Regions from separate parts of the Mus musculus genome. Here all the other regions are linked to region 6. Evidence: chromatin loops called from intact Hi-C (ENCODE). Cell type or tissue: heart. All regions are shown on one strand. Links, peaks and the distances in the headings refer to the core of each region. The heading gives the core; the rest is flanking DNA. Region 1 holds the start of Gm51425 (predicted gene, 51425). Region 2 overlaps Gm38396 (predicted gene, 38396). Region 3 holds the start of Gm5165 (predicted gene 5165). Region 4 holds the start of BC002059 (cDNA sequence BC002059). Region 5 holds the start of Spaca6 (sperm acrosome associated 6). Region 6 holds the start of Riok2 (RIO kinase 2). Region 7 holds the start of Gm6712 (predicted gene 6712).

Region 1 (4,418 bases), core at 143-4,142, 370 kb after region 6:
CACAACAAAAGAAGATCAAGAGGATACAAATTGGAAAAGAAAAAGTCAAAATATCATTATTTGCAGAGGATATGATAGTATCTATAAGTGACCCTAAAAATTCTACCAGAGAACTCCTAAACCTGATAAACAACTTCAGTGCAGTAGCTGGATATAAAATGAACTCAAATAAATCAGAGGCCTTTCTCTACAGAAATGATAAACAGGAGGAGAAAGAAATAGGGAAACAACACCCTTCACAATAGTCACAAATAATATAAAATACCTTGGTGTGACTCTAACTAAGGAAGTGAAAGATCTGTATAAGAACTTCAAGTCTCTGAAGAAAGAAATCAAAGAAGATCTCAGGAGATGGAAAGGTCTCCCATGCTCATGGATTGGAAGGATTAGTACAGTAAAAGTGACTATCTTGCTGAAAGCAATCTACAGATTTACTGCAATCCCCATCAAAATTGGAACTCAATTCTTCACAGAATTAGAAAGGGCAATTTGCAAATAAATCTAGAATAACAAAAATCCTAGGATATCAAAAACTATCTCAACAATAAAAGAACCTTTGTTGGAATCACCATTCTGAAACTCAAGCTGTAGTACAGAGAGAGCAATTGTGATAAAAACAAAACAAAAACAAACAAACAAACAACCCCCTGCATGTTACTGGTACAGTGACAGTCAGATCAATGGAACCGAATTTAAGACCCAGAAATAAACTCACACATGCATGCTCACTTGATCTTTGACAAAGGAGCTCAAACCATCCACTGGAAAGAGGACAGCATCTTCAACAAATGGTGCTGGCTCAATTGGCGGTTAGCATGTAGAAGAATGAGAATTGATCCATTCTTATTGCCTTATACAAAGCTCAACGCTAAATGCCTAGAGAACAACTTGTAGAATACACGAAAGAAACTTAGCCTGTCTGACTTTGGCATCCTGCCAAAGGGTGTTTCTATACACAGGATCCTGCTCGAAAGGTTTTGTGAATATTCAGCCCAAATAGCGAAGTTATGCAGGTGCCACCATTGGGTTCAGAAGCGGCTAAAACCACGAGGCAACTCACAGGTGCCTGCATGTAGCTGCTGGTTCCGACCCAGCCTTCCGTAGGACCCAGCACACCCGATCCCGCTCCTCACCTCTGTGGGAAGTGACAATATCCTCATCATGTCGCACTTTCAGAACTTGCCTGAGCTTCCTTCACTGTACCCAGCAGCACACAGGACAAATCACTTAAGCCTGCTTAATTACAGGGAACCAGCGAAATGGATTCCGGAAGAAACACCCACCTCTTATGACTGGCAGATCCCACAGAGAACCAGGAAAATGCGTTCCGGTAGAACCACCCCCCGCTTTTGACTGGCAGATCTCACGGGGAACCAGCAAAATGCATCCGGAAAAACCACCCTCCTCTTACGACTGGCAGATCCTCCTCAATGCCGTGATTGGCCAGTAAATCCTGAGTGACAGGAGCAACTCTCTCAGGGTGAGAGTGTGCGAAAGCAACTCGGAATAGTGGTTCAGTGGTTCAGTGCACAGACTTCCAATGTAGACGCAAACCTATTCCAGATCAACAGAAATTTGTATTTTGGTAGCAATTGTCACAGGATTCCGATAACCTACACCGCAGCCTTTGCCGCCCCATCTCTCCAGCTCACCTCTGATTGGCTGCCTGCTCCTCCCCTTTGTGGGCTGTGACCTTGTTCTCAAGAGCCAGGACTCAAATTCTTGCCTGTGTGTCCACTGCCCTCAGAAGGTGCTTCCTCTTATTGCTAGTGGAATGAAGCATATTACTAAAGTTGCAGTGGAGTGAAAAATCTGTCTCACAAGTGGAAGGGTGCCCAGTTTAACTGCTAATTAAAGAATGACTTTAAGAACCAACGATTTGTATTGTGGCTTCTTACTGGGTTCAGGTAAATTGCACAAACTTTCCAGCTGGAGCTCTATTGTTATTCTATAATCTACTATTCTATTGTCTATTCCTCAGTAGGAAAGTGCCAATAAAATAAAATAAAATCTTAAAATAAACTAAAAACACAGGTGTACTAGAAAAATGCTCTAGGGTCTGTCTATGTATGTGGAAAGTGGATTTATTAGTATGGCTCACAAGCTGATAGCCAACTCTTCCAACTATAACTCTATACCAATGGGAAGTTGAGCAATCCAGTGGTTGTTCAGTCCATGTGGCTGAATGTCTCAGCTGGTTTTCAGTATATATCATAATATGTATAGGAATAAAACGTAACAATTGTAAAGAACCTAGAAAATATTTAACGAATACATGTAATCATAAAAGTTGCCACAAAATCCATACTGAAGGTAAACCTTAAACATTTGAAGAATGTGGGAGAGTCAACACTATAGTATCCCTGACTGAAGACATAAGAAGATGTATGCCAGCCAGGTGTGGTGGCACACGCCTTTATTCCCATCACTGCGGAGGCAGAGGCAGGCAGATTTCTAGCTAGCCTGGTCTACATCCAGAGCAGTTCTAGGGCAGCCAATGTTACAAAGAGAAACCCTGTCTCAAAAAAAAACCACACAAAATAAAATGAAATAAAATAAAATAAAGAAGAAGAAGGAGAAGGAGAACACAAAGATGATGACAAAGAAGGGAAATATAAGACTTAAATAGTTGAAAAAAGAAAAAGAGAAGCATAAGACTTAAGATGTAGGAATAGATGAAAAGGAACAGAGAGGAACACCCCCTCCACCACCACGCCTACATAAAATACAGAAATAAAAATGAATAAGTTGATCAGAATAGTTCATTAAGACTATGACTATTTTGAATGGATACAGGTCTGCCATTGCTCAGGAGGAATGTGATGACTTCTGCAATAGCATCACCAATAATTGGAAGGCCAGTCAACAGTCAATGTGCATTCTGAGTAAAGAAGAAGGGTGTGTAATGCATCACTTGTGGAAGGAGTATCTACTTTAGGGTAGTGTGTCATGAAATTAAAGTTTCCACTATGAAGAATTTAAACTTTTATTAGCATAGCTAGTAACAAATAAAACAAATACTTGTATCCTTTCTTGGAATTTTGAGATAAATATATTCTACATTGATAGAGATTTTTAAAAATGTTCTTCTTTTTTTTTATTACTTATTTTCTTCAATTACATTTCCAATGCTATCCCAAAAGTCCCCCCCCCCACTCCCCTACCCACCCATTCCCATTTTTTGGCCCTGGTATTCCCCTGTACTGGGGCATATAACGTTTGCCTGAACAATGGGCCTCTCTTTCCAGTGATGGCCGACTAGGTCATCTTTTGATACATATGCAGCTAGAGTCAAGAGCTCTGGGGTACTGGTTAGTTCATAATGTTGTTCCTCCGATAGGGTTGCAGATCTCTTTAGCTCCTTGGATACTTTCTCTAGCTCCTCCATTGGGGACCCTGTGATCCATCCAATAGTTGACTGTGAGCATCCACTTCTGTGTTTGCTAGGCCCCGGCCTAGTCTCACAAGGGAAAGCTATATCACCGTCCTTGCAACAAAGGCTTGCTAGTGTATGCAATGGTGTCATCGCTTGGAAGCTAATTATGGGATGAATCCCTGGATATGGCACTCTCTAGATGGACCATCCTATTGTCTCAGCTCCAAACTTTGTCTCTGTAACTCCTTCCATGGGTGATTGTTTCCAATTCTAAGAAGGGGCAAAGTGTCCACACTTTGGTCTTCTTTTTCAGTTTCATGTGTTTTGCAAATTGTACCTTATATCTCACTATACTAAGTTTCTGGGTTAATATCCACTTATCGGTGAGTACATTTCATTTGAGTTCTTTTGTGATTGGGTTACCTCACTCAGGATGATGCCCTCCAGGTCGAACCATTTGCCTAGGAATTTCGTGAATTCATTCTTTTTAATAGCTGAGTAGTACTCCATTGTGTAAATGTACCACATTTTCGGTATCCATTCCTCTGTTGAGGGACATCTGGGTTCTTTCCAGCTTCTGGCTATTATAAATAAGGCTGCTATGAACATAGTGGAGCATGTGTCCTTCTTACCGGTTGGGAAATCTTCTGGATATATGCCCAGGAGAGGTATTGCTGGATCCTCCGGTAGTACTATGTCCAATTTTTGGAGGAAACGCCAGACTGATTTCCAGAGTGGTTGTACAAGTTTGCAATCCCACCAACAATAGAGGAGTGTTCCTTTTTCTCCACATCCTTGCCAGCATCTGCTGTCACCTGAATTTTTGATCTTAGCCATTCTGACTGGTGTGAGATGAAATCTCAGGGTTGTTTTGATTTGCATTTCTCTGATGATTAAGGATGTTGAACATTTTTTCAGGTGTTTCTCAGCCTTTTGGTATTCCTCGGGTGAGAATTCTTTGTTCAGCTCTGAGCCCCATCTTTTAAGGGGGCTATTTGACTTTCTGGAGTCCACCCTCTTGAGTTCTTTATATATATTGGAT
Region 2 (4,418 bases), core at 270-4,269, 190 kb after region 6:
TGCAAACTAAAACAGACACTATGTAAATCAATATCATGGTTGTCAGAAAAAGGGGAATCCATCTACCTCAATACCCAGATATACCACTCTCTTGGTCATTGTGGTGGTTTGCATATTCTTGGCTCAGAAAGTGGCCTTATAAGGAGGTGTGGCATTGTTGGAGTAGGTGTGGCCTTGTTGGAGCAGGTGTGCCACTTTCTGGCTTGGGCTTTAAAATCCTTATGCTAGCTGCCTTGGAGACAATCTTCTCCTAGGAGCCTTCAGAGGAAGATGTAGGTACTCTCATGTCCTCCTGCACCATGCCTTCGAGGACGCTGGTGCTCCTGCCTTGATGATGACAGAGAGAATCTCTGAATCTGTAAGCCAGCCTCAATTAAATGTTGTCCTTATAAGAGCTGCCTTGGCAGACTGGAGAGAAGGCTCAATGGTTAAGAGTACTGACTGCATCTGAAGGTCCTAGGTTCAAATCCCAGCAACTGCGTGGTGGCTCACAACCATCAGTAACAAGATCTGACGCCCTCTTCTGGAGTGTCTGAAGACAGCTACAGTGTACTTACATATAATAAATAAATAAAAATCTAAAAAAGAGCTGCCTTGGTCATTGTGTCTCTTCACAGCAATAAACACCTAAGACAGGCATACATGCAAAAGTTTCTCCATCGACAATAGACTTGATCAACTCTGTTGATAGATTTATTTGTACTAGCCAGATACTAAAAACAAGATTATATGTCCCACAGCTGAAGAATGGATAAAAAAAAAGGTACATTTACACCATGGACTATCACTCAGCTGCTACTTTCTACAGACCCTGCATGCACCTTTCTGGGAAGGGGAAAAGGAACAGACTCCATGGTAAGATTGGGGTGAATGTGAAAAGAAGTGGGAGGGATCATTTAGATGGGAATGTAGGAAGAGAGCAGGAGATGCAAGAAGAAAGAGCTGGAATTATGGGGACTTTCCAGGTTAGTATAGGAACCCAGTGTACTGAAAACCTTCAGGAAACAATGAGGGCGATCCTATTGACCACGACTAAAGGAGTTTCTGAACTGGCCATCTTTATAGCCAGCACTGTGATGAAAGGTTTGCATTTCCTTGAGGTGTTGGCCAAAGAGGCCTCTAAGGATCTCATGCTGACTTTAGGGGGGAAAATTACTCACTGAAAACTCACCTCAGGGACTCATTCTTGAAGACAACTTTGACACAGCCAAATCAAACTGAAAATCAAGTGTGTAAAGGCTTGGGTCTTTCACCCCTATGTTCGAAAAAAGAGCTGAAAATATGTTCTAGTCTCTCTATGGAGAGAGGGTACTCCCCGGCCACAAAAAGAAAATCTTAGACATAATAAAAGCTACAAAACCTTCAAACTGAAATCTCTCCAGCCTGAATATGTTCTGAGTTAAGGTTGTGACAAACTTTTTTGAGTGGCTAGCCAATATTTGGATTAACTAGAGGAGCTGGACATCAGAGGAAACCCACGGCTTACACTGTCTGGATTTCTAGGAATCCTCACATGGACTTATTAGGCAAAAATGGGGCTGGCATGTGTGTTAGCTAGGCCTTATTCCTCTATGTCGTGGCTATTAGCATGGGCATTTGAATAATTTCTCTCGCTGGGAGCAGGTGTATCTCTGCTTCTTTTGCTTGGTCTTGACCCCCTTTTCTTCCCATTTGCTTGCCATGTCCAAGCTCAAAAGGAGAGCTTTCATCATGGCTTTTCTATCTTGTTTTGAGAGAACAGAAAAAGGGGAGGGGATCTATGGAGGAGGAGGATAGAAGAGGGAGAGGGTAAGTGAATGGAGTGAAGGGAGGAAAACAGTGGCCTTGGTACACTGTATGAGAGAAGAATCTAGTTCCAATTAAATGAGTCCAACATTTCCTAAGTGAAAATTCATGGAAGAAGGGAAACAACAATAAACAAAGCATAAAATGGAGACAAGGGAAGCATTATTTTGACAGATACAGTTCTCATTCTGTTTGGGTACAAGATGAACATTATGCAGGAGTTCATGACAAGCACATTCCTAGGTCCTAACTTAATGCAGGAAATCAAAGTTTTGCCCACCTCAAAGTGAGAAATACACACACACACACACACTCACACACACACACACACACACACACACACACACACACACACACACAAAACATATAACATAAAACTTACTCATGTCATTTTCTTGTGTTATTTTTCAATAGTTGGAATAGTGGAATTACAAAGGTAACTGCTCACTAAATTCTAAAATATTCTTGCTTCCCTTTAAGAAAACCTAATGTTGAATTAATGTTCAAATGAAAAATACATCTTTATGGCCAGGCAGTGGTGGTGCAAGCCTTTAATTCCAGCACTTGGGAGGCAGAGGCAGGCAGATTTCTGACTTCCAGGCAAGCTGGTCTTCAGAGTGCGTTCCAGGACAGCTAGGGTACACACACACACACAAAACTGTGTATCAAAAAACCAAAAAATGAAAAAATAAAAACAAACAATCAAAAAATCATCTTTAATGTTACAGAGTATTGATGATACATTCACTATATAATACATTAAGTCTTTTTTTAGTCTGAGCCAGTCCCTGAGCAGACCTGGCTGCTAGCTGTGCACCCAATCCCACAACACCTAGAGGAAGCTGCACTCCCAGGTGCTCTAACACACCCAGGATTATAGGATAATAGAATCACAGGATGGCAAAACTTGGTCACACCAGGATTTCAGGATCCCAAAGGCATCTTGACTCCCAGGAGCTCTTACACCCAGGATCTCAGGATCACAGACAGAGCTGGACTCTGAGTTCTGACACAACTACAAAACAGGAGAGACAGGCTCCAGTCAGAGACAGTGAGTGCAAGTAGCAATAGAGATAATCAGATGGAGAGAGGCAAGAACAAGAACATAAGCCACAGAAACTAAGGCTATCTGGCATCATCTGCACCCAGCTCCCCCAGCATAGCAAGTCCTGGATACCCCATCACACTGGAAAAGCAAGGTTTAGGTTTAAAATCACTTCTCATGATGATAATAGAGGACATTTTTTATTGGATATTTTCTTAATTTACATCTCAAGTGTTACCCCCTTTCCCCATTTTCCCCCCCTACTAAAAGCCCCTTATACCATACCCCATCTCCCTGCTTTGCCCTTCACCATCAACTACCATAGATGGAGAAACCAAGATATTCCTTGAAAAAAACAAATTTACACCATATCTTGCCACAAAGCCAGCCTTACAAAGGATAACAGATGGAAAATATAAATCAAGGAGGGAAACTACACCCTAGAAAAAGCAACAAAGTAATCTTTCAACAAGCAAAATAGAAAATAGCCACAGAAACATAAAAATAGTATCAAAAATAACAGGGAGCAGCAATCACTACTCCTTACTATATCTTAACATCAATGGGCTCAATTCCCTAATAAAAAGATATAGGATAACAGACTGGATGCATAAACAGGACCCAACATTTTGGTGCAAACACGAAACTCACCTTAGTGTCAAAGAAAGCTACTTACCTCAGAAAAAAAGTGCTGGAAAACAATTTTCCAAGCAAATGGTCCCAAGAAACAAGCTGGGGTAGCCATTCTAATATCGAATAAAAGCAACTTTCAATCAAAAGTTATCTAAAAAGGATGAGGAAGGACACTTCATATTGCTGAAAGGGAAAATCTACCAAGAGGAACTCTCTAGTCTGAATATCTACCCTCCAAATGCAAGGGCAACCACATATATAAAAGAAACGCTACTAAGCCTCTACACACACAACTAAGCCTCCGCACACGTTGCACATCAACAATAATAGTGGGAGAAGTCAAAACTGCACTCTTATCAGTGAACTAATCATGAAAACACAAAATAAACAGACACACTGAAACAAAGAGAAGTTATGGACCAAGTGGATTTAATAGATAGCTATAGAAGATTTCATCCTAAAACAAAAGAAAATACCTTCTTCTCAGTACCTCATTGTATCATCACCAAAATTGACCATAGAATCAGTCACAAAACAGTCCTCAAAAGATACAAGACTGAAATAATTCCATGCATCCTGTCAGATCACCAAGGACTAAGGGTGGTCTTCAGTAGTAATAAAAAACACCAGAAAGCTGACATAAACATGAAAGCTGAACAATTCCCTATTTAATGATAATTTGGCTAAGGAAAAAAAAAAGAAATTAAAAACTTTGGAGAATTTAATGAAAATGAAGGCACACCATACCAAAACTTAGGTGACACAATGAAAGCAATGCTAAGAGGAAAACTCAGCTCCGAGTGCCTCCAAAAACAAACTGGAGAGAGCATACACTAGCATTTTAACAGTACACCTGAAAATTCTAGAACAAAAAGAAGGAAATAAACCCAAGAGAAGTAGACAGGAAATAATCAAAATCGGGGCTGGAATAAACCAAACAGAAAGAAAAGGAACT
Region 3 (4,418 bases), core at 170-4,169, 140 kb after region 6:
CTTATCCTGGAAGAATTTATATGCTTTTCTTCAGGCATTGGACAGCAGAAGCAGGATTAGGTGTTCAAAGAAATTACATAGCAAAAGGCAAGCCTGGGCTATAGAAGAAATTTCTCTAAAGAGAAACAAATGATCATAGCAGCTGAGAAAACAGATAAAATACTTAAATTCTCCAGAAACACTAAAGAGAAAAAAAAAATCTAGATGTTCAGAGAAATTCTAAGAAAATGAAACTTAAAAAGTGTAATCAAGAATTGACTTCTTAAAAAGATAGATATTATTGAATGTATGAATAGGCACTGTGTCTTTCAACAAGAGCAGGCCATTACCTCGTAGGCAAATACAGCAAACCAGTAGCCAACATCAAGTTAAATGGAGAGAAACTTAAAGCAATACCACTAAAATCAGGGACTAGACAAGGCTGCACACTTTCTCCATAACTATTGAAGTCCTAGCCAGAGCAATTCCACAACAAAAGATCAAGGGGATACAAATTGGAAAAGAAAAAGTCAAAATATTGTTTGCAGAGGATATGATAGTATCTATAAGTGACCCTAAAAATTCTACCAAAGAACTCCTAAACCTGATAAACAACTTCAGTGCAGTAGCTGGATATAAAATGAACTCAAATAAATCAGAGGCCTTTCTCTACACAAACGATAAACAGAATGAGAAAGAAATAGGGAAACAACACCCTTCACAACAGTCACAAATATAAAATACCTTGGTGTGACTCTAACTAAGGAAGTGAAAGATCTGTATAAGAACTTCAAGTCTCTGAAGAAAGAAATCAAAGAAGATCTCAGGAGATGGAAAGGTCTCCCATGCTCATGGATTGGCAGGATTAGTACAGTAAAAGTGACTATCTTGCTGAAAGCAATCTACAGATTCACTGCAATCCCCATCAAAATTGGAACTCAATTCTTCACAGAATTAGAAAGGGCAATTTGCAAATAAATCTGGAATGACAAAAGTCCTAGGACATCAAAAACTACCTCATCAATAAAAGAACCTTTGATGGAATCACCATCCCCGAACTCAAGCTGCAGTACAGAGCAATTGTGATAAAACAAAAACAAACAAACAAAAAACTCCCTGCATGTTACTGGTCCAGTGACAGACAGATCAATGGAACAGAATTTAAGACCCAGAAATAAACTCACACATCTATGCTCACTTGATCTTTGACAAAGGAGCTCAAACCATCCAGTGGAAAGAGGACAGCATCTTCAACAAATGGTGCTGGCTCAATTGACGGTTAGCATGTTGAAGAATGCGAATTGATCCATTCTTACTGCCTTGTACAAAACTCAACGCTAAATGCCAAGAGAACAACTTGTAGAATACACGAAAGAAACTTAGCCTGTCTGCCTTTGGCATCCTGCTAAGGGTGTTTCTATACACAGGACCCTGCTCGAAAGGTTTTGTGAATATTCAGCCCAGATAGTGAAGTTATGCAGGTGCCACCGTTGGGTCTAGAAGCGGCTAAAACCACGAGGCAACTCACAGGTGCCTGCATGTAGCTGCTGGTTCCGACCCAGCCTTCCGTAGGACCCAGCACACCCGATCCCGCTCCTCACCTCTGTGGGAAGTGACAATATCCTCATCATGTCGCACTTTCAGAACTTGCCTGAGCTTCCTTCACAGTACCCAGCAGCACAGGGGACAAATCACTTAATCCTGCTTAATTACAGGGAACCAGCGAAATGGATTCCGGAAAAACCGCCCTCCTCTTATGACTGGCAGATCCCCCAGGGAATCAGGAAAATGCGTTCCGGAAGAACCACCCTCCGCTTTTGACTGGCAGATCTCACAGGGAACCAGCAAAATGCATCCGGAAAAACCACCCTCCTCTTATGACTGGCAGATCCTCCTCAATGCCGTGATTGGCCAGTAAATCCTGAGTGACAGGAGCAACTCTCTCAGGGTGATAGGGTGCAAACGCAACTCGGAATAGTGGTTCAGTGCACAGGCTTCCAATCTAAACGCACACCTATTCCACATCAGCAGAGATATGTATTTTGGTAGCAGTTGTCCCAGGTTTCCGATAGCCTATACGCCAGCCTTTGCCGCCCCATCTCTCCAGCTCACCTTTGATTGGTTGCCTGCTCCTCCCCTTGTGAGCTGTGACCTTGTTCTCAAGAGCCAGGACTGAAATTCTGACCTGTGATTCCACTGCCCTCAGAAGGCACTTCCTCTTTTTGCTAGTAGAATGAAGCATATTACTAAAGTTGCAGTGGAGTGAAAAATCTGTCTCACAAATGGAAGGATGCCCAGTTTAACTGCTAATTAGTGACTTTAAGAAACAACGTTTTGTATTGTGGCTTCTTACTGGGTTCAGGTAAATTGCACAAACTTTCCAGCTGGAGCTCTATTGTTATTCTATAATCTACTATTCTATTTTCTTTTCCTTAGTAGGAAAGTGCCAAAAAAAATAAATAAAATCTTAAAATAAACCAAAAACACAGCTGTACTAGGAAAATGCTCTAGGGTCTCTCTATTTATGTGGAAAGTGGATTTATTAGTATGGCTCCCAAGCTGATAGCCAACTCTTCCAACTATAACTCTATACCAATGGGAAGTTGAGCAATCCAGTGGTTGTTCAGTCCATGTGGCTGATTGTTTCAGCTGGTTTTCAGTATATATCATAATATGTATAGGAATAAAACGTAACAACTGTAAGGAACCTAGAAAGTATTTAACGAATATATGTAATCATAAAAGTCGCCACAAAATCCATACTGGAGGTAAACCTTAAGCATTTAAAGAATGTGGGAGAGCCAGCACTATAGTATTCCTGACTGAAGACATAAGAAGATGTATGCCAGCCGGGCCTGGTGGCACACGCCTTTAATCCCAGCACTCTGGAGGCAGAGGCAGGCAGATTTCTGAGGTCGAGGCCAGCCTGGTCTACATCCAGAGTGAATTCTAGGACAGCCAATGTTACAAAGAGAAACCCTGTCTCAAAAAAACCACACAAAATAAAATAAAATAAAATAAAGAAGGAGAAGGAGAACACAAAGATGAAGAGAAAGAAGGGAAATATAAGACTTAAATAGTTGAAAAAAGAAGAATAGAAGCATAAGACTTAAGATGTAGGAATAGATGAAAAGGAACAGAGAGGAACACCCCCTCCACCACCACCTCTACACAAAATACATAAATAAAAATGAATAAGTTGATCCGAATAGTTCATTAAGACTATGACTATTTTGAATGGATACAGGCCTGCCATTGCTCAGGAGGAATGTGATGACTTCTGCAATAGCATCACCAATAATTGGAAGGCCAGTCAACAGTCAATGTGCATTCTGAGTAAAGAAGAGGGGTGTGTAATGCATCAGATGTGGAAGGAGTATCTACTTTAGGGTAGCCTGTCATGAAATTAAATTTTCCACTTTAAAGAATTTAAACTTTTATTAGCATAGCTAGTAATAAATAAAAACAAAAATTTGTATCCTTTCTTGGAATTTTGAGATAAGTATAATCTACATTGATAGAAATTTTTTAAGTACTTCAGGAATACCAAATAATCCACGAAGTCTATATTTCCTGGTCAATTTTAAAGAAATCTTAGTAATAGTAACATTGCTTTATGTAAAATGAATTAATTGGGAAAAATGTATCACGAGTATAAGCAAGGACACTGCAAAACCACTGAAATTGACTGCTCTGGGATTGGATAAATATATGTGTTTTCATACTTTTCAGGCTGCCTCTTTTGGATAGAAAGATTGGCAAAACTTAAGGAAAGCCTTGCAGGGTTTGAAGAGGTAAATTTGCGGTGGCAATGAGTGTATAATTGGGGATAGTGTGGGTGATAGGGTGTTATTCATGTGGCTCAAAGAGCCTAGAATCTCATGTAGGAAACATGGAATATATTACCAGTATGTGTGTATGTGTTTATAGGTGACAAAGACCAGGTTTGGCTTAGAAAGGTTCTGAGAGTGAAAGAAGTGGTGTCTGGATAAGAAAAATGGTGATTCCAAGCTGTTGACCTGTGTTCTGCTTGATACAGCTTTTCCAGTCTGCTTTTTGTTGTGTTTCCTCTCTGGAGATTTCTCTGTCTATATTCTGCTTGCTTGCCATTCTTAGATATCTCTCTGTCAAAGTCCTGCTTTCCTGCTTGCCCACCCCTCTCTCTCTCTCTCTCTCTCTCTCTCTCTCTCTCTCTCTCTCTCTCTCTCTTTCTCTGTGTATGTGTGTGTGTGTGGTGTGTGTTCATTCTCCAAGCAGTTCTATTTGTCCTAAAATTTTTGTGGATGAATCATCTCAAGGAGAAGACAGGTTCAGTTGAAAGACCCACAACGTGAGGACTCCCCCATGTTCTGACTCAGGAGAGGCGAAACCCCAAAATCACCCACAAGTAATGGTCTTGCTGCAAACTGCAAGAGGATTTTTATTCAAGAGCGCTCTCG
Region 4 (4,418 bases), core at 111-4,110, 420 kb after region 6:
CAAAGGGTGGATACTTTGATCCTTCTTAGAAGGGGGAACAAAATGCTCATGTGCGGAGTTATAGAGACAAAGTGTGGAGCAGACTGAACGAATGACCATCCAGAGACTGCCCCACTCAGGGATCTATTCCATATACAACCACCAAACCCAGACACTATTGCATATGCCAGAAAGATTTTGCTGACAGGACCCTGATATAGCTCTTCTTGCGAGGCTACGACAGTGCCTGGCAAATACAGAAGTGGATGCTCACAGTCATCTATTGGATGGAACACGGGGCCCCTAATGAAGGAGCTAGAGAAAGTACCCAAAGAGCTAAAGGGGTCTGAAACTCTATAGGAGGAACAACAAAATGAACTAACCAGTAACCCCCAGAGCTTTGTCTCTAGTTGCACATGTAGCAGAGGATGGCCTAGTCAACCATCAATGGGAGGAGAGGCTCTTGGTCTTGTGAAGATCATAAGCCCAAGTACAGGGAAATGTCAGGGCCAGGAGGAGGGAATGGGTAGGTTGAGGAGCAGGGCAGGGAGAGGCTATAGAGGGCTTTGGGGATAGCATTTGAAATGTAAATGAAGAAAATATCTAAGAAAAAATAAAAGTATGCATAGATACAGTGTCTTTCAACAATAGCAGGCTATTACCTTTTAGGGAAATGGCATCAATAAGATAATGTATGATCCCGTCATTATATGCAATTTTAGCTGCTGAAGTCTATAACCTGATACACATAAATAAAGCCAATTCCCCTTGATTCAAATTTCTGAATGGCCTTATCTAGATCAATGAAGTTTGGTTCAACATAACCTCCCCAGGTGGTATACCCACCAATCTGGATTATTTTTATTCACATGCATGACTTAATTTACCTTGGCAATTGTAAATTACACCATCAGAAGCTTGTTCATAATGATGACCCCTGCAGATGATTCCCTTAAACTACAGTGTAGGAGCTAGCTATTGTCTACACTGTTTAGCCCTGAACTGTACACAGTAAACTGTTCCTCCTGTTGAGGTCTGAAGACAGAAGCCATGCTCCATATGCAAGTACTTCTCCTTCTACTGCAAAGGGCAGTACATTACATGACTAAAATGAGCAATTTTAAAACTCTCTTGTGGTACAGCCATTTAACTAATAAATTACGAAGTTTAGCAAGGTAGAGAAAGAGACTAGGACCCACGTGTCAACATACTTTGTCTCAGAAACAATTTTATAAAAAAGATGAAGCTGTTCTAAAATTAGTCCACTTTTTTTGTTATTTCAAAAAAAAAACCCACAGAGAAATATTGAAAAAAATGTACTTTAATTCACCAAACACATGAGATACATATTAAACGTAGACAAATTTAACTCGAAATGAATGACAACCAAAATGCTAAATGCCAAGAGAAGAACTTGTAGAATACACGAAAGAAACTTAGCCTGTCTGACTTTGGCATCCTGCTAAGGGTGTTTCTATACACAGGACCCTGCTCGAAAGGTTTTGTGAATATTCAGCCCAGATAGCGAAGTTATGCAGGTGCCACCGTTGGGTCCAGAAGCGGCTAAAACCACGAGGCAACTCACAGGTGCCTGCATGTAGCTGCTGGTTCCGACCCAGCCTTCCGTAGGACCCAGCACACCCGATCCCGCTCCTCACCTCTGTGGGAAGTGACAATATCCTCATCATGTCGCACTTTCAGAACTTGCCTGAGTTTCCTTCACAGTACCCAGCAGCACACAGGAGAAATCACTTAAGCCTGCTTAATTACAGGGAACCAGAGAAAAGGGTTCCGGAAGAACCACCCTCCTCTTATGACAGGCAGGTCCCACAGGGAAACAGGAAAATGCATTCCGGAAGAACCACCCTCCGCTTTTGACTGGCAGATCTCCCGGGGAACCAGCAAAATGCATCCGGAAAAACTACCCTCCTCTTATGACTGACAGATCCTCCTTGATGCCGTGATTGGCCAGTAAATCTTGAGTGACAGGAGCAACTCTCAGGGTGAGAGGGTGCAAACGCAACTCGGAATAGTGGTTTATTGCACAGGCTTCCAATCTAGACGCACACCTATTCTAGATCAGCAGAGAGATGTATTTTGGTAGCAATTGTCCCAGGTTTCCGATAGCCTACACGCCAGCCTTTGCCGCCCCATCTCTCCAGCTCACCTCTGATTGGCTGCGTGCTCCTCCCCTTTGTGGGCTGTGACCTTGTTCTCAAGAGCCAGGACTCAAATTCTTGCCTGTGAGTCCACTGCCCTCAGAAGGTGCTTCCTCTTATTGCTAGTGGAATGAAGCATATTACTAAAGTTGCAGTGGAGTGAAAAATCTGTCTCACAAGTGGAAGGGTTCCCAGTTTAACTGCTAATTAAAGAGTGACTTTAAGAACCAACGTTTTGTATTGTGGCTTCTTACTGGGTTCAGGTAAATTGCACAAACTTTCCAGCTGGAGCTCTATTGTTATTCTATAATCTACTATTCTATTGTCTATTCCTCAGTAGGAAAGTGCTAAAAAATAAAATAAAATAATAAAGTAAAACCCAAAACACAGGTGTACTAGGAAAATGCTCTAGGGTCTCTCTATGTATGTGGAAAGTGGATTTATTAGTATGGCTCCCAAGCTGATAGCCAACTCTTGCAACTATAACTCTATACTGAAAGACTCCGAGAGGAGCCCCTCGCTCAGGCCTCAGGACAATAGCGGACACCCAAGAACTCACGACAGACCGAGCTTGTTGCAAACCACATGAGGCTTTATTCGGGGAAAGCCAGAGCTCTGGGGACGACTCATATCCCACGCAGGGGTAGAGGAGTCGTCCTCGAGGGGAAAGAGTTCCCAGTTTTTATAGGCCCTCAGGGGGGAAAGGAGAAGGGGGAGATTAGGGGATTTCCAGATCTAAACAATGTCTATTCTCAAGAAATGGGTATGGGAGGGGTACAAGGAAAGAGTCTAATGAAGGTGCAGCAATGGGCACACACCTGGTCAGAACTTTGGCAGACACACAGGTTCAAGGAGTGGCCAGAGCATTGTGCACCTCTATTTTTCTAAATCAGTGAAGCTAGTTCTGCTAACACTGACGTCTATCTTGCCAATTTCAGGGCTTCTGTGTCCTTTTACATTCTGCCAGGATCTTTCAATACCAATGGGAAGTTGAGCAATCCAGTGGTTGTTCAGTCCATGTGGCTGAATGTCTCAGCTGGTTTTCAGTATATATCATAATATGTATAGGAATAAAACGTAACAACTGTAAGGGACCTAGAAAGTATTTAACAAATACATGTAATCATAAAAGTCGCCACAAAATCCATACTGGAGGTAAACCTTAAACATTTAAAGAATGTGGGAGAGCCAGCACTATAGTATCCCTGACTGAAGACATAAGAAGATGTATGCCAGCCAGGTGTGGTGGCACACGCCTTTAATCCCAGCACTCGGGAGGCAGAGATAGGCAGATTTCTGAGTTTGAGGCCAGCCTGGTCTACAGAGTGAGTTCCAGGACAGCCAGGGGTATACAGAGAAACCCTGTCTCAAAAAAAAAAAAAAAAAAAAAAAAAAAAAAAAAAAAGAAAAAAAACAAGAGAAAACAAAACAAAGCAAAAGATGTATACAACTGAAAATCTTGAAAAACAAATCCCTTAACTAGTATCAGTTAGTTTACTCTTCTGAGATTTAGGAAAACAAAATATCTTTCAAAATATGAAAATGACTAGAAACTTATATTCCATCCTTGTGAATGATCAGAATTGTCAACCAGACAATCAATCATACACATGATACAAATTCCTTATTATTTTTCTGCAAAAAAATTTACTAAAGAATTATTGGAAAATAAGCAATGTACTCATTAATGTTTCAGTTTGAACAATCAAATATAGATTAAATAAAATGGAACAAAAGTGAAGGCACAAATTACTAGAGCATATGTCTTTGCAGCCCATGCTTATCATTAAGTTTCTAATGTCACATATTATCAATTGGCAGTTTTCTGTTAGCCAGTATTATAGGGAGGTCACAGGGGAACTCGGTCAAGTATATGTTTATCATAAGTCAATGTGTCAGGAGTCTGATTGTATTGTAAAAATGACTTCTTAAATATATTTACACATTTAGTGTCACAGAGAAGATTGAGCATAAAATTATAGTCCTCTGTACATATGGAGCTTTAATAGTTTTCATTATAAATTAGACTGTGGCTATATATATATATATGTGTACAAGTTGACAGATTGATTATTGACCTTTTTGGGAAGGGAGAAAATGTCTCATATTAATAATCCTTTGCAGCACATTATGTAATGAATTGGTACAATACAATCTTCATAAAAAATTGCTTAAATTTTATGGGATTAGAATTTCTGCACATTCAATGGTCGATGTACACATCAAGCACCAGAATTCAAAGAAACACTAAGTATTTCAGAATCAAGTTGTTTTCTCCAT
Region 5 (4,418 bases), core at 311-4,310, 460 kb before region 6:
GCAAGAGCCATCCACTGTAAGTATGGCCTCAGATAGAGGTGAAGGCTTGTGAGCCCCTCCCCCACAGTGCTGGAATGTCGACAGACTTGATCTTGTGCAGGCAACCACAGCTGCTTTATGTACAGCAGAACATGTCCAGGACACACCACTTTGTCTAGTCCTCCTAGAACTCTGGCCCTTAAAAATATTTCCACCCTCTCTTCTCAATGGTCCCTGAACTCTTGAATACTGCATCCTCAGAACACAAAAAAGAAAACAGGGAAATATATGTTGAGTGAATTCTAGAGTCCAGCAAGAACTAGGTCAACAGAAGTGGCCTTAGACCCAAATGCATCACCTGTCTGATAAAAATCAGACAGGAATATTTTTTCCCCCCAGTTTTTTGAGACAGAGTTTCTCTGCATAGCCCTGGCTGTCCTGGAACACTGTATAACAGTCTGGCTTTGAACTTGGAAATTGGCTGGTCTCTGTGGGTCAAGTCCTGGGATTAAAAGTGTGCACCATGGCTGTGCACACCCAGCTTATTTCTTTTTCTGCATATGAGCTGGTTGCCAATATATGACTTTGGGACATCATATAAAAGCTTGCTATCTCTTTTTTAAAATGGGAAGGAGGCTGAAGAGATAGCTCTGAAGTTAAACCAATGAACTGCTCTTGCACAGGATCCTACTTTGTTTCCCAGTACTCGTGTCAGGAGATTCATAACCATCTGTTAACTCCAACTTCAGGGCATCTGAAGTTCATCTTCTGGCCTTCAAAGGCTTTGGTACACACATCCACCAACCCTCCTCCCCACCCCAACACACACACAATTTGAAAATGTACAAAACTATAAAACATGGGCTACAGTGCCATAAAGCAGTAGTTAGCAGGTCAGTGACCACCATTCCCTTTAAAAAGAGCACTTCCAAGTGCCCCTCCTTCCTTATGCAAACCACCATTCATTTCTACCCCTTCACATTTTAATATTCGAAGCCTTAATTCTAACTACCAGAATACCACCAGTTCATGAGCTGGAGCTCTCCAGAGACCAGCCTTCTGGTAGACATGGATATGACAGTGTATACCCCCCAACCCTATTCATACGTGACATCCTAATCCCCATTACATTATGGAAGAGAAAGCCACTGTACTTGGAGACAGCATTATTAGAGAGGTTAAAATGAGGTCCTGTCCTTTGGGGGGACCCTAGACAAGTATGAAAGTTCATCTTTTTTGTCAAGTTCATAGGATTTAGAATCATTATGGAAACCAACCTCTGGACCTGTGGAGGAGTGGGTAGGCGCACCCTGTATACGGGTGGTACCATATCATGGACTGGAGTTCCAGAGTGAATCAAATGGAGAAAGCTGAACACCATCATTCATCTCTCCCTGCTTCCTGTGTGTGCAGACACCTCACACTCCTGCCATGTCTTCTTGACCTGATGGACTATACCCTCAAACAGTGATCAAGAATAAACCTTTGTTCCATTAAGCTGATTACCAGGTATTCTGTCAGAGCATGGAAGGTAAAACCAAACTACATGTGTCTATGAAACTGTTAAGAGGGAGTTAGAAGTATTAACTAAAGCATGGTACATTATGGCTCATCTACAAGGAGAAGTACCAGAGTCAAGAAGCTGGATCTAAATGAAGCATCTGGGGCCAATGCTTAACCACAGGAGCATGATCTAGAGACAGTTGTACTCCACAGGAGCATGATCTAGAGACAGTTGTACTCCACAGGAGCATGATCTAGAGACAGTTGTACTCCACAAGAGCATGATCTAGAGACAGTTGTACTCCACAAGAGCATGATCTAGAGACAGTAGTACTCCACAGGAGCATGATCTAGAGACAGTTGTACTCCTCTTCACTATGGCCTCAGATCTGCATCAGACCCCCTCCTCTCTAACCAGAACCTTCACCTGCCCCCAAATCTGTCTCACATTAGAAAGAGCTCTCCTACTCCCAAAAGCTACCCTTGGTCTATTTTTCCAAGTTTTCAATATGGAGACATGTCCAGTCAACAACAGTATCCATATCCCAGCATTCTACATTCCTTCCATCTCTCAGGTTCCTCTGATTTTTCTTTGGACACACAGAAAATTCTGGATAGTCCTGGACACTCCTGAATAAATGGTCCCTTTCTTTGTTTGGGGGGGCCTCTGATATAAAACTTAGTGGGAACAAAATGAACCATTGTAGTTGAGGAAAAAAAAAAAAAAAAAAAAAGCCTTGAACTCCCAGATTGTGGGAATGGCCAATTTATCCTTTAATTGAATAAACAAACAAAAAGGAATTCTCACATAGCTATAATACTCCTATCTAATATACTTAAGAGACTGTGTGCCCAGCAGTTGGGAGCATCTGGTGTGATTAGTGTTAATCACATCTTTTTGAAATTCATGTCCTCAGATCCTTATGTCTGCTCCATACAGCTACATGTGTATGGTGTTCTCTAATGTCCCAGGAAGAGTCTGGCCCTGACTATGTCTATGTCTTCCCCTGAATGGCTAGCTCCACTCTTCCTATCTTCACTAGCCATGAGCAATGTGTGTGTGTGTGTGTGTGTGTGTGTGTGTGTGTGTGTGTGTGTTTTGTTTGAAGGGATCATATCTTCTATAACACCTATCTCAAAAAAGAACCATTCCTTCCCAATGAGCTCCGACCTCTCTGGGAGATAAAGAGAATGTCTCACCCTAGGAGATGAGAATGTCCCACCTTCAGAGATGACAAGAATGACTCAATCTGAGAGCCTAAGAAATTTACTATCTTACAGGTGAGTAGTTGGAACCCAGGTTGAGAGGCAGGAACACATCCAGGCTTCAGAGTCCTGACAGTGAGAATCCCAGATAGGTCACATGTACTTGACCCCACAAAAGCTTCAGACTCCCTGTGACTTATTTACTTCCCTCAGTTCCTTGCCATCTTTGACTCCCCTCATCTCTGGAGTTTCCTCAACAAATAACCTAACTCAGACAGGTTCCCAGGGTCACTTCCTCAAGATGACTTTCCCCACCACTTATGCCCATAAAACACTCACCCCGTCGTCTAGCAGCCTTCTCCTGAAGAGAAACTGTCATCTGTGTAAATTCATCATGCAGGTAGCTCCTCTCATCATAGTCTGAAGGTAGATGAGACACCATGGCACAAACCTGGTTCCATGGTGTTCTCTATGTCCCACTCATGGCTGAATATCTCCAAGCCCTGTGATCATCCCAGATTCTATAGCCCCAGTCTATTGTTCTATGTGCCCCACCTAGAGCTCTCTCTCTCTCTCTCTCTCTCTCTCTCTGTGTGTGTGTGTGTGTGTGTGTGTGTGTGTGTGTGTGTTTCCCTAACCCTAACCTAAACCTTCAATCTTGGTATCTCTCCATCCATCTAATCTCTCTCTCTCTAGGCCTGTTACCTGGTACCCTGGATCTGCTTCCTCATCTACATCTTTACTCCAACCCCATTGGTCTCTGTCCCACCTATCTCTAGATCACTGTCTCTCTATTCTTCCTGAAACTACTCTCTGTATCTATACCTATGTCCCTCACTTTGGGACTCTGTTCCTGTCTTATCTCTATGTACCTTACTCTCTGTGTGTCTCTCATCTCTCTGGATTGATTCCTAGCTCTCTGTCCCTCTCTCCAGGTCTCTAATCTCCCCACTCATCTGTGTTCCCAATCCATATCCTCTCTCTGAGCAATGCTTCTACTTTTCCATCTCTTTCCCTTACTGTCTTTAGACTCTCTCTGAGGCACTGTTTTGTCTGTCTCCACCCCACTCTGGACCTGTTTCCTTCCATTGTTTCCACCTGTCTCTCTTCTCTGTGTCTATGTCATGATCCTGTACTTGGCTTTTCTTCTTGGAGTAGCTCAAGGAATCTCCTTCCCCTCCCCAGGGCCCTGGTTCAGGAAGGAGGGGCTCCTCACTGATTTTCATGTCTTTGAGATCTTCAAAAGCCCCTTCAAGCTCATTTCTGCACAGGTTTATCTTGGTTTCCTCTCTGCCCACAAACAGCTGGCAGACACGGAGGCGTTCCTCATAGGTAGTGAAGCAGAAGAGACAGGCCCACGTGGATGCCCTGAAGATCAGCAGGAACAACAGGACAATGCTCCCTACTAAGGAAATAAGACCCATAACAGAGGGTCTCCGGGTCTGAGGAGAAGATAGTGACCTTTGTGAGGTCATTGTGGGGGAGGGGGAGCCTGTGATCAGAGATTGAGTTTCAAATGATGGTCAAGCATCAGGCTCCAGCTAGAGGAAGGTTGCCAGGGGTCACCTGAAATCCCTAAATTTGTGGCTGGGCCAGGCGCCAGGCTCCCAAGAACCTCACCTGTGACCCTGGACGTCCTCACAGGTTAAAGGGTCTCAGGGACCCAGAGGCCGGCAGTGTAGCTATGGTGGACCAGAAAAACCCTTTTCCCCAGAGGTGGGAACGGGGAA
Region 6 (4,418 bases), core at 94-4,093:
GAACATACAAAAACTGGAAGGACTGTACTAGAGAATTAATATAGTGCCTTAGCTATGATGAAAATAGGAAGCAGCAAGGGCCAGCTGGTGGTGGTAATGAAAGGAGGGCATTAAGATTCTTTTGCCCCTTCATATGTGGTATGTTTTCCATGTGTGTGCACTGTGTGGAGGCCTGGGTTCATGTCTTTCTAGACTGTTCTCCATTGAATTAAAGATCTTCAGGAAGTAGTAGGGGAGATCCAGACAACAATGTAAAAGGGTAAAAGAAATGAAGAGTCAAAATTCTGAACTGAAGAAAAAGGATTATTAAAAATATTAATGAGATGGGGATGTGAAAAACTGGGGAGAGTGTGTGGGGGGTGGTGGTGAACATTAAACATGCAACAAGTCAAGAAATGGTAACTGGCAAAGAAATGGCAAAGAAGTTCCTACAGGGAGCAGCCAGGGAAGACAGCACTGGTGGCATCCATTGAGTCCAGAATGTTAAGTCTGCTGCCTAGGTGAGTCTTTAGGATCTTAGAAATTCTGGAAGAAAAATCTTTACTCTGGTGTCCCACCATAACTGCGCCTTTGAAAGTTTTAGCTCGTTCTTATCTCCTTTCCTTGCTTCCCCAATCCTCCAATACACTTATCGACTACCCTATTTTTGTCAAGACACTGAGAAATGAATGAATGTGCTGAGAAGGAAAGCCATTACTTAAAGAAAAAGCCAGGTTAATTAAGGAAGCTATAGGAAAAAGGAAGCACATGCCAAAGTTCATGTGGACCTTGCATTTGATGAATTTGTAAACGTTACCTACTTAACTTGGCTACAAAGGCTTAAAATAATACATGAACCAGGCAACTCACATTTCATATCCTATTATGCAACACAGCCCTTACCAAAAGTCAGCAACTCCTAAACAAAGCCTGACTCATTCTAACCTTACATAACTGTCCTGATTTCTGTGCCACAACACTAAAACTACAGAATCAGATTTTGTCATCTTCCTAATTAAAACATTCACAGGTCAGGCAGTGGTGTCGCACGCCTTTAATCCCAGCACTTGGGAGGCAGAGGCAGGCAGATTTCTGAGTTTGAGGCCAGTCTGTCTACAGAGTGAGTTTCAGGATAGCCAGGGACACCCAGAGAAACCCTGTCTTGAAAAACCAAAATAAATAAATAAATAAATGAATTAAAAAATAAATAAAAATAAATCACGGGCTTACACACACATCGTTTACTAGGCCTGCAAGGGCTTATATGGTTTGGTTCTCATTTTCCATGTATGTCCCCAACCATTATATCGAACCTTTCTCTTCTATGAAGACTCTCCCTCCCATCTCTGAGTTTTTGCTCTAATTTGCCTCTAACTCTCTCCAAGGACACCTCTTCTACAACTCTCTCCAAGGACACTTTTTTCTCCGGCAGTTAAGATTCATTGGTTCGGGGGGTGGGGACAAACTTTGTAGTTCGATTAACAGTAAAGACAAGATTCTTGGATTCTGTCTCCATCACTGTAAAACTCAAAGACAGTATCCTTCCAACACGTGGCTACTTTCTATTTCTTTATCCTTTGTTACCTTCACGGTACTTACTATCTGACTACATTGTTAACATATTGATTTGCTGGTCGACTAAGAGGCATCTCCTTTCCTCCTTTGTTTTGCACTCTGCTGTTATATTTGATAGAGAAAGCTGACTTTTTTTTTTTAACATTAAGTGTCTGAGTCTATTAGAGGACTTAACTCCCACCCTCCCCTAGTTTGGAAGCCAAAGATCAATGAAATTTCCCGGGCCACAGAGACGTAAGCACATCTGCAGCAAAAGAAGCTGAAAGGAAGAACCATGTTTAGTAAAAGATAGTTCTTTTTTTCACAAAGCTTCATGAAAATCAGACCTTGGTGCCCTTTACCCAGATCCCAGCCTCGGCAAACAATCCACAAATCAGAGAGCCCTCACTCAGCTCCCAGCGACCTTAGAATAGCAGGAGGAGGACGTCACCGAATGGATAAGCAAGAAAGGTGTACTCCTTACCGCAGTCAGAACTCTGAAGTCATCGCGGCTCATGTACCTAAGCTTGGCTACATTCACCTTCCCCATGCTTGCCCAGTTCCACCACGGACGCTCTCTGGGAAGACGCAAAGTTGCTGGGTAATCTCGCAGGCTTTCGGCGGCGACCTGCCCGCGCACGCGCCCTGTATTTAAGGTGCTTATCGCTAGGTAAGAACACGTGCTCAAGAAGCAGTAGAAAAATGCTATTTTTTTCTCGTTTTTGTAGCTAAAAATCAGGCAGAAGTGATTTTTCAGCCCCTAAATAAATAATTTACGTTTGACTGATTTGGCAAGTTGCAAATGTTTTACATAGTATGCCACGTTACTTTTCAGAGCTGCTAGGACCTGATTGGAATTAAGGCCGGACTTCCGCATGCAACAGTGCTTACGTCACGAGAGGGGCGTGTTTTATTCGTTCCGAGCCACGCCCACTTTTAGTGCAGCAACTGTGCACTGTAAAGTCAGGGAGGGAAATGAGTAAGCGAGACCGGAGGCCAGCAAAACCACTGAAAGGGTGGCCACAGAGCCGCACGCGCTGTCTCTCGGCAGCCCCACCCCTGTCCGGCGGAGGAGGGCCGGGTTAGGAGCTGCCCCGCTGGCCTGGGACGCTGATCCCAGGACGGGTTAGGAGGAGCTTCTGTACGTACTATCCAGTGCTCGCTTCCAAAGAAAGCGCGCACCTCAATGTTTCTTGGGTCCAGGAGCATTTGGGAGGCTTAACAAGACAATGTACCCAAGACAAAGACTTTTATTACCGTACCTTCATCCCGACAGCAGCAGCATAGTAACAAGTGTGACTCATGTGATATTCAGTACCTGTGTTTCTCATTTCACGAATTATCTATATTTCAGTCCTTTAAGCTGCAGATCTTCTCTGGTCAGCTCTTAGGTTAAGCTTGGGCGCTATAAGTGTCCAGTGTTATGATCTGCTTTATACTTGAGAGATTGCCAACGACTGGTGTGTAACTTTTTTTTTTTTTTTTTTGAGGTATGTGCAAACTTTAAGGACTCAGATTAAGATACCTTCGTGTTCCTTCCATACTCCACTCCTTCCAGTTTCCAAGAAACAATGTATTCATTTCCTCCTTTTGGAGAGTGGTGCTGAGTATCTTCCTGGAGTAAGCTCTTTCATAAAGCATAGGGGCAGACAGCAGGCTGTAGTGTCCGTATCGGTCCAGCTAAAGTAGTTGGTAATCTAAAATCATCAAATCGAAACAAAAGATCAATCCTTTTTCATCTCTATGTTCCTGTCTTTGGGGTCTTGTATGCTTGAATACAGGATTCTAGGCATATCTAATTAGGACTTAACTAATTAAGACCGTTGTACACAATGGAATTTTTCTTTCTACATTAACATTAGAACATGTGAAAACAAAAAGTTTGAAGCTTTGATTATCTGTCTTTCTGTCTCCTTTCAGCATTGCTCCACAGAGCCACCACTAATTGAGTGGGTTTGGATCCAAGTTCTGGAATATTGGGGTAATCACAGTCCAGATTTCTCATCTTTTCAATATTGTGGGTTTTTTGTTTGTTTGTTTGTTTTTTTAGTAATCAAGTCATTTATGAGTAAAGGATTTAAATTCAATCTTCCTTTCTCACCATACTTAGTGTGACTTAAGCCAGTGGTTCCCAACCATCCTAGTACAGCGGTCCTTTAATACAGTTTATTTTGTGGTGATTGCCAACAATAGAATTGTTTTTTATTGCTACTTCATAACTGTAATTTGCTACTGTTACAATTCTTAATGTAATGCAAATACTTTTTTGGAGACGGGGTTCCCAAAGGGGTCTGGACCCACAGCTGACTTAGCCTATTCTTCATCCATTCACCATTTATCAAATATAGATACCACTTTTTTTTTTCTAGGCTCTGGGGAAACTTAATCCCAAGTCCTAAAACTTGAACTTATGGGAAGGAGATGTGTAAAAAACCACTGGATGTAACAGAAAAGCCAAGGACTAAGAATGTTGAATTTCCCTTTCCCAGACTTCTCCACTGTAGTCAAACTCATACAGACACATGTTGCTTCTCATAAAGGACCCTGAGTGCCTAAAGTTCTCATTTTTTTTTTAAAGTCTGGAATTCAATGTATTTAACAATCTATGTCATCTCTTTGAGTCAGTTTGTAGTCATGTCTGTTTGTTCTTATTGCAACTCCCTTAGACAGTTACCTATGAAAAACCTTTTAGCTGGGTTGTGGTGGCATGTGCCTTTAATCCCAGAACTTGAGAGGCAAAGACAGGCAAATCTCTCTCCACTCCCCTCCCCTCCCCTCCCCTCCCCTCCCCTCCCTTTCTCTTTAAGATTTATTTATTTTATGTATATGAGTAAACTGTAGCTGGACAGATGGTTGTGAGCCATCTTGTGGTTGCTGACAATTGA
Region 7 (4,418 bases), core at 304-4,303, 81 kb after region 6:
TCTCTAGTTGCATATGTAGCAGAGGATGGCCTAGTCAGCCATCAATGGGAGGAGAGGCTCTTGGTCTTGTGAAGATCATGAGGCCAAGTACAGGGAAATGCCAGGGCCAGGAGGAGGGAATGTGTGGGTTGAGGAGCAGGGCAGGGGGAGGCTATAGAGGGCTTTGGGGATAGCATTTGAAATGTAAATGAAGAAAATATCTAAGAAATAAAAAAGAAAGTATGCCTAGATACAGTGTCTTTCAACAATAGCAGGCTATTACCTTTTAGGGAAATGGCATCAATAAGATAATGTATGATCCCGTCATTATATGCAACATTAGCTGCTGAAGTCTATAACTTGACACACATAGATAAAGCCAATTACCCTTGATTCAAATTTCTGAATGGCCTTATCTAGATCAATGAAGTTTGGTTCAACATAACCTCCCCAGGTGGTATACCCACCAATCTGGATTATTTTTATTCACATGCATGACTTAATTTACCTTGGTAATTGTAAATTACACCATCAGAAGCTTGTTCATAATGATGACCCCTGCAGATGATTCCCTTAAACTACAGTGTAGGAGCTAGCTATTGTCTACACTGTTTAGCCCTGAACTGTACACAGTAAACTGTTCCTCCTGTTGAAGTCTGAAGACAGAAGCCATGCTCCATATGCAAGTACTTCTACTTCTACTGCAAAGGGCAGTACATTACATGACTAAAATGAGCAATTTAAAACTCTCTTGTGGTACAGCCATTTAACTAATGAATTATGAAGTTTAGCAAGGTAGAGAAAGAGACTAGGACCCACGTGTCAACATACTTTGTCTCAGAAACAATTTTATAAAAAACTAAAGACGAAGCTGTTCTAAAATTAGTCCACACTTTTTCTGGTTATTAAAAAAAACCACGGAGAAATATTGAAAAAAAAATGTGCTTTCATTCACCAAACACATGAGATACATATTAAACATAGACAAATTTAACTCGAAATGAATGACAACCAAAATGCTAAATGCCAAGAGAAGAACTTGTAGAATACACGAAAGAAACTTAGCCTGTCTGACTTTGGCATCGTGCTAAGGGTGTTTCTATACACAGGACCCTGCTCGAAAGGTTTTGTGAATATTCAGCCCAGATAGTGAAGTTATGCAGGTGCCACCGTTGGGTCCAGAAGCGGCTAAAACCACGAGGCAACTCACAGGTGCCTGCATGTAGCTGCTGGTTCCGACCCAGCCTTCCGTAGGACCCAGCACACCCGATCCCGCTCCTCACCTCTGTGGGAAGTGACAATATCCTCATCATGTCGCACTTTCAGAACTTGCCTGACCTTCCTTCACTGTACCCAGCAGCACACAGGACAAATCACTTAAGCCTGCTTAATTACAGGGAACCAGCGAAAATGATTCCGGAAGAAACACCCTCCTCTTATGACTGGCAGATCCCACATGGAAACAGGAAAATGCATTCCGGAAGAACCACCCTCCGCTTTTGACTGGCAGATCTCACGGGGAACCAGCAAAATGCATCCGGAAAAACCACCCTCCTCTTATGACTGGCAGATCCTCCTTGATGCTGTGATTGGCCAGTAAATCTTGAGTGACAGGAGCAACTCTCTCAGGGTGAGAGGGTGCAAACGCAACTCGGAATAGTGGTTCAGTGGTTCAGTGCACAGGCTTCCAATATAGACGCACACCTATTCCAGATCAGCAGAGATATGTATTTTGGTAGCAATTGTCCCAGGTTTCCGATAGCCTATACGCCAGGCTATGCCGCCCCATCTCTCCAGCTCACCTCTGATTGGCTGCGTGCTCCTCCCCTTTGTGGGCTGTGACCTTGTTCTCAAGAGCCAGGACTCAAATTCTTGCCTGTGAGTCCACTGCCCTCAGAAGGTGCTTCCTCTTATTGCTAGTGGAATGAAGCATATTACTAAAGTTGCAGTGGACTGAAAAATCTGTCTCACAAGTGGAAGGGTGCCCAGTTTAACTGCTAATTAAAGAGTGACTTTAAGAAACAACGTTTTGTATTGTGGCTTCTTATTTGGTTCGGGTAAATTGCACAAACTTTCCAGCTGGAGCTCTATTGTTATTCTATAATCTACTATTCTATTTTCTATTCCTCAGTAGGAAAGTGCCAAAAAATAAAATAAAATCTTAAAATAAACCAAAAACACAGGTGTACTAGGAAAATGCTCTAGGGTCTCTCTATGTATGTGGAAAGTGGATTTATTAGTATGGCTCCCAAGCTGATAGCCAACTCTTCCAACTATAACTCTATACCAATGGGAAGTTGAGCAATCCAGTGGTTGTTCAGTCCATGTGGCTGAATGTCTCAGCTGATTTTCAGTATATATCATAATAGTATAGGAATAAAACGTAACTGTAATGACCCTAGAAAGTATTTAACGAATACATGAAATCATAAAAGTAGCCACAAAATCCATATGGGTGGTAAACCTTAAGCATTTAAAGAATGTGGGCGAGCCAGCCCTATAGTATGCCTGACTGAAGACTTAAGAAGATGTATGCCAGCCGGGCGTGGTTTCTCACGCCTTTAATCCCAGCACCCGGGAGGCAGAGGCAGGCAGATTTCTGAGGTCGAGGCCAGCCTGGTCTACATCCAGAGTGAATTCTAGGACAGCCAATGTTACATAGAGAAACCCTGTCTCGATAGAAACCACATAAAATAAAATAAAAATAAAGAAGAAGTAGGAGAAGGAGAACACAAAGATGAAGAAAAAGAAGGGAAATATAATACTTAAATAGTTGAAAAAAGAAGAATAGAAGCATAAGTCTTAAGATGTAGGAATAGATGAAAAGGAACAGAGAGGAACACCCCCTCCACCATCACCCCTACACAAAATACAGAAATAAAAATGAATAACTTGATCAGAATAGTTCATTGGTACTATGACTAATTCGAATGAATACAGGTCTGCCATTGCTCATGAGGAATGTTATGACTTCTGTAATAGCATCACCAATAATTGGAAGGCCAGTTAACAGTCAATGTGCATTCTGAGTAAACAAGAGTGGTGTGTAATGCAGCAGATGTGGAAGGAGTATTTACTTTTAGTGTAGTGTGTTATGAAATTAAAGTTTCCACTGTGAAAAATTTAAACTTTTTTTTTGCATAACTAGTAATAAATAAAAACAAATACTTGTATCCTTTCTTGGAATTTTGAGATAAATATAATCTACATTGATAGAGATTTTTAAGTACTTCAGGAATACCAAATAATCCTCAAAGTCTATATTTCCTGGTCAATTGTATAGAAACATTAGTAATAGTAACATTGCTTTCTGCAAAATGAATTAATTGGGAATAAGGTATCGTGAGTATGAGCAAGGATACTGCAAAACCACTGAACTCGACTGTTCCTGGATTGGAAAAATATATGTATTTTCATACTTTTCAGGCTGCCTCTTTTGGATAGAAAGATTGGCAAAACTTAAGGAAAGCCTTGCAGGGTTTGAAGAGGTAAATTTGCAGTGGCAATGAGTGTATAATTGGGGATAGTGTGGGAGGTAGGGTGTTATTCCTGTGCATCAAAGAGCCTAGAATCTCTTCTGGGAAACATGGAATATGTTAACAGTATGTGGATATGTGTTTATAGGTGCCAAAGACCAGGTTTGGCTTAGAGAGAGTTTCTGAGAGAGAAAGAAGTGGTGTCTGGATCAGAAAAATGGTGATTCCAAGCTGTTGACCTTTGTTCTGCTTGATACAGCTTTTCCAGTCTGCTTTCTGTTGTGTTTCCTCTCTGGAGATTTCTCTGTCTTTCTCTGTCTATATTCTGCTTGCTTGCCATTCTTAAAGATCTCTCTGTCCAAGTCCTGCTTTCCTGCTTGCTTGTCTCTCTCTCTCTCTCTCTCTCTCTCTTTCTCTCTCTCTCTCTAGCTCTCTCTCTCTCCTTCTCTCTCTCTCCCCCCTCTTTTACTGTGTGTGTCTCACACTCTGTCTCTCTCACTCTTTGTACAGGTGTGTGTGTGTGTGTGTGTGTGTGTGTGTGTGTGTGTGTGTGTGTGTGTTTTCATTTCCAAGCAGTTCTATTTGTCCTAAAATTTTTCTGGATGGATCATCTCAAGGAGAAGACAGGTGCAGTCTTTTATTTTACCTATCAATCCAGTAATTTACTCCAGGTTTTCTTTTTGATTAGCTCATGAATCAGCATCCCATGACCCCGGTGCTTTGATTCTTAGAAGATAGGAGGCATACATTTTTTCTTAAAATTCCAAAAAACTAAAGATCTGTCTGACTTTATTAAGCACGGATGATAGGCTAGTTGAGCAGGACTCTGCTCTGAAATTACTATTTTCACCACGCCTTAGGGTAACTTTGATCTGTCTTTGGCTGATCCTGAACTCAGGAATTTATTTGTCTTTGTCAGCTTAAACAGACAAACAAACAAGTAAACAAACAAGCAAAAACCTG

What was found. A loop is a pair of places that touch in the nucleus more often than their neighbours do. Peaks named below come from ENCODE experiments on the same cell type or tissue, not always from the same donor. Only the 100,000 strongest peaks of a DNase experiment are listed, where the experiment ranks them.
Region 1: it touches region 6 in a loop (5-fold over the local background); 5 of 42 quality-filtered maps call a loop at or near these places.
Region 2: it touches region 6 in a loop (2.3-fold over the local background); 2 of 42 quality-filtered maps call a loop at or near these places.
Region 3: a loop joins it to region 6, with 6 times the contacts of the local background. A loop is called at or near these places in 10 of 42 quality-filtered maps.
Region 4: it touches region 6 in a loop (5-fold over the local background); 6 of 42 quality-filtered maps call a loop at or near these places.
Region 5: a loop joins it to region 6, with 4 times the contacts of the local background. A loop is called at or near these places in 8 of 42 quality-filtered maps.
Region 7: it touches region 6 in a loop (10-fold over the local background); 14 of 42 quality-filtered maps call a loop at or near these places.

The regions. Positions count from the first base shown.
Region 1 is chr17:17,001,992-17,006,409 of GRCm38, reverse strand. It overlaps Gm51425 (predicted gene, 51425), which reads right to left and starts at 1,294. Exons shown (of 4, transcript NM_001374002.1): 1 at 1,134-1,294. The coding sequence starts at 1,163. In heart, for the core only: a CTCF peak has its summit at 1,744; a DNase peak (open chromatin) is centred at 1,369; H3K4me3 peaks cover 1,173 bases; H3K27ac peaks cover 494 bases.
Region 2 is chr17:17,183,098-17,187,515 of GRCm38, reverse strand. The region is part of intron 1 of Gm38396 (predicted gene, 38396); the gene reads right to left. Among named protein-coding and RNA genes, the nearest start is that of Gm38396, 6.0 kb to the right of the region's middle. In heart, for the core only: no CTCF peak of the experiment used is centred there; no DNase peak of the experiment used is centred there.
Region 3 is chr17:17,232,188-17,236,605 of GRCm38, reverse strand. Gm5165 (predicted gene 5165) reads right to left here and starts at 1,703. Exons shown (of 4, transcript NM_001362181.1): 1 at 1,581-1,703. The coding sequence starts at 1,610. In heart, for the core only: no CTCF peak of the experiment used is centred there; a DNase peak (open chromatin) is centred at 1,885; H3K4me3 peaks cover 1,451 bases; H3K27ac peaks cover 343 bases.
Region 4 is chr17:16,948,928-16,953,345 of GRCm38, reverse strand. It overlaps BC002059 (cDNA sequence BC002059), which reads right to left and starts at 1,810. Exons shown (of 3, transcript NR_166921.2): 1 at 1,638-1,810. In heart, for the core only: CTCF peaks have their summits at 2,095 and 2,302; a DNase peak (open chromatin) is centred at 1,935; H3K4me3 peaks cover 978 bases; H3K27ac peaks cover 304 bases.
Region 5 is chr17:17,830,749-17,835,166 of GRCm38, reverse strand. It overlaps Spaca6 (sperm acrosome associated 6), which reads right to left and starts at 4,192. Exons shown (of 9, transcript NM_001162909.1): 1 at 3,905-4,192; 2 at 3,028-3,108. The coding sequence starts at 4,163. It overlaps Mir125a (microRNA 125a), which reads right to left and starts at 4,355; the gene lies at 4,288-4,355. It also overlaps a transcript of Has1 not described here. In heart, for the core only: no CTCF peak of the experiment used is centred there; no DNase peak of the experiment used is centred there; H3K4me3 peaks cover 1,544 bases; H3K27ac peaks cover 208 bases.
Region 6 is chr17:17,372,270-17,376,687 of GRCm38, reverse strand. It overlaps Riok2 (RIO kinase 2), which reads right to left and starts at 2,356. Exons shown (of 10, transcript NM_025934.2): 1 at 2,018-2,356. The coding sequence starts at 2,083. Gm36768 (predicted gene, 36768) reads left to right here and starts at 2,472. Exons shown (of 4, transcript NR_168690.1): 1 at 2,472-2,674; 2 at 3,454-3,514. In heart, for the core only: no CTCF peak of the experiment used is centred there; DNase peaks (open chromatin) are centred at 2,137 and 2,537; H3K4me3 peaks cover 2,481 bases; H3K27ac peaks cover 2,073 bases.
Region 7 is chr17:17,291,434-17,295,851 of GRCm38, reverse strand. It overlaps Gm6712 (predicted gene 6712), which reads right to left and starts at 1,409. Exons shown (of 4, transcript NM_001324550.1): 1 at 1,263-1,409. The coding sequence starts at 1,292. In heart, for the core only: a CTCF peak has its summit at 1,910; a DNase peak (open chromatin) is centred at 1,551; H3K4me3 peaks cover 1,097 bases; H3K27ac peaks cover 259 bases.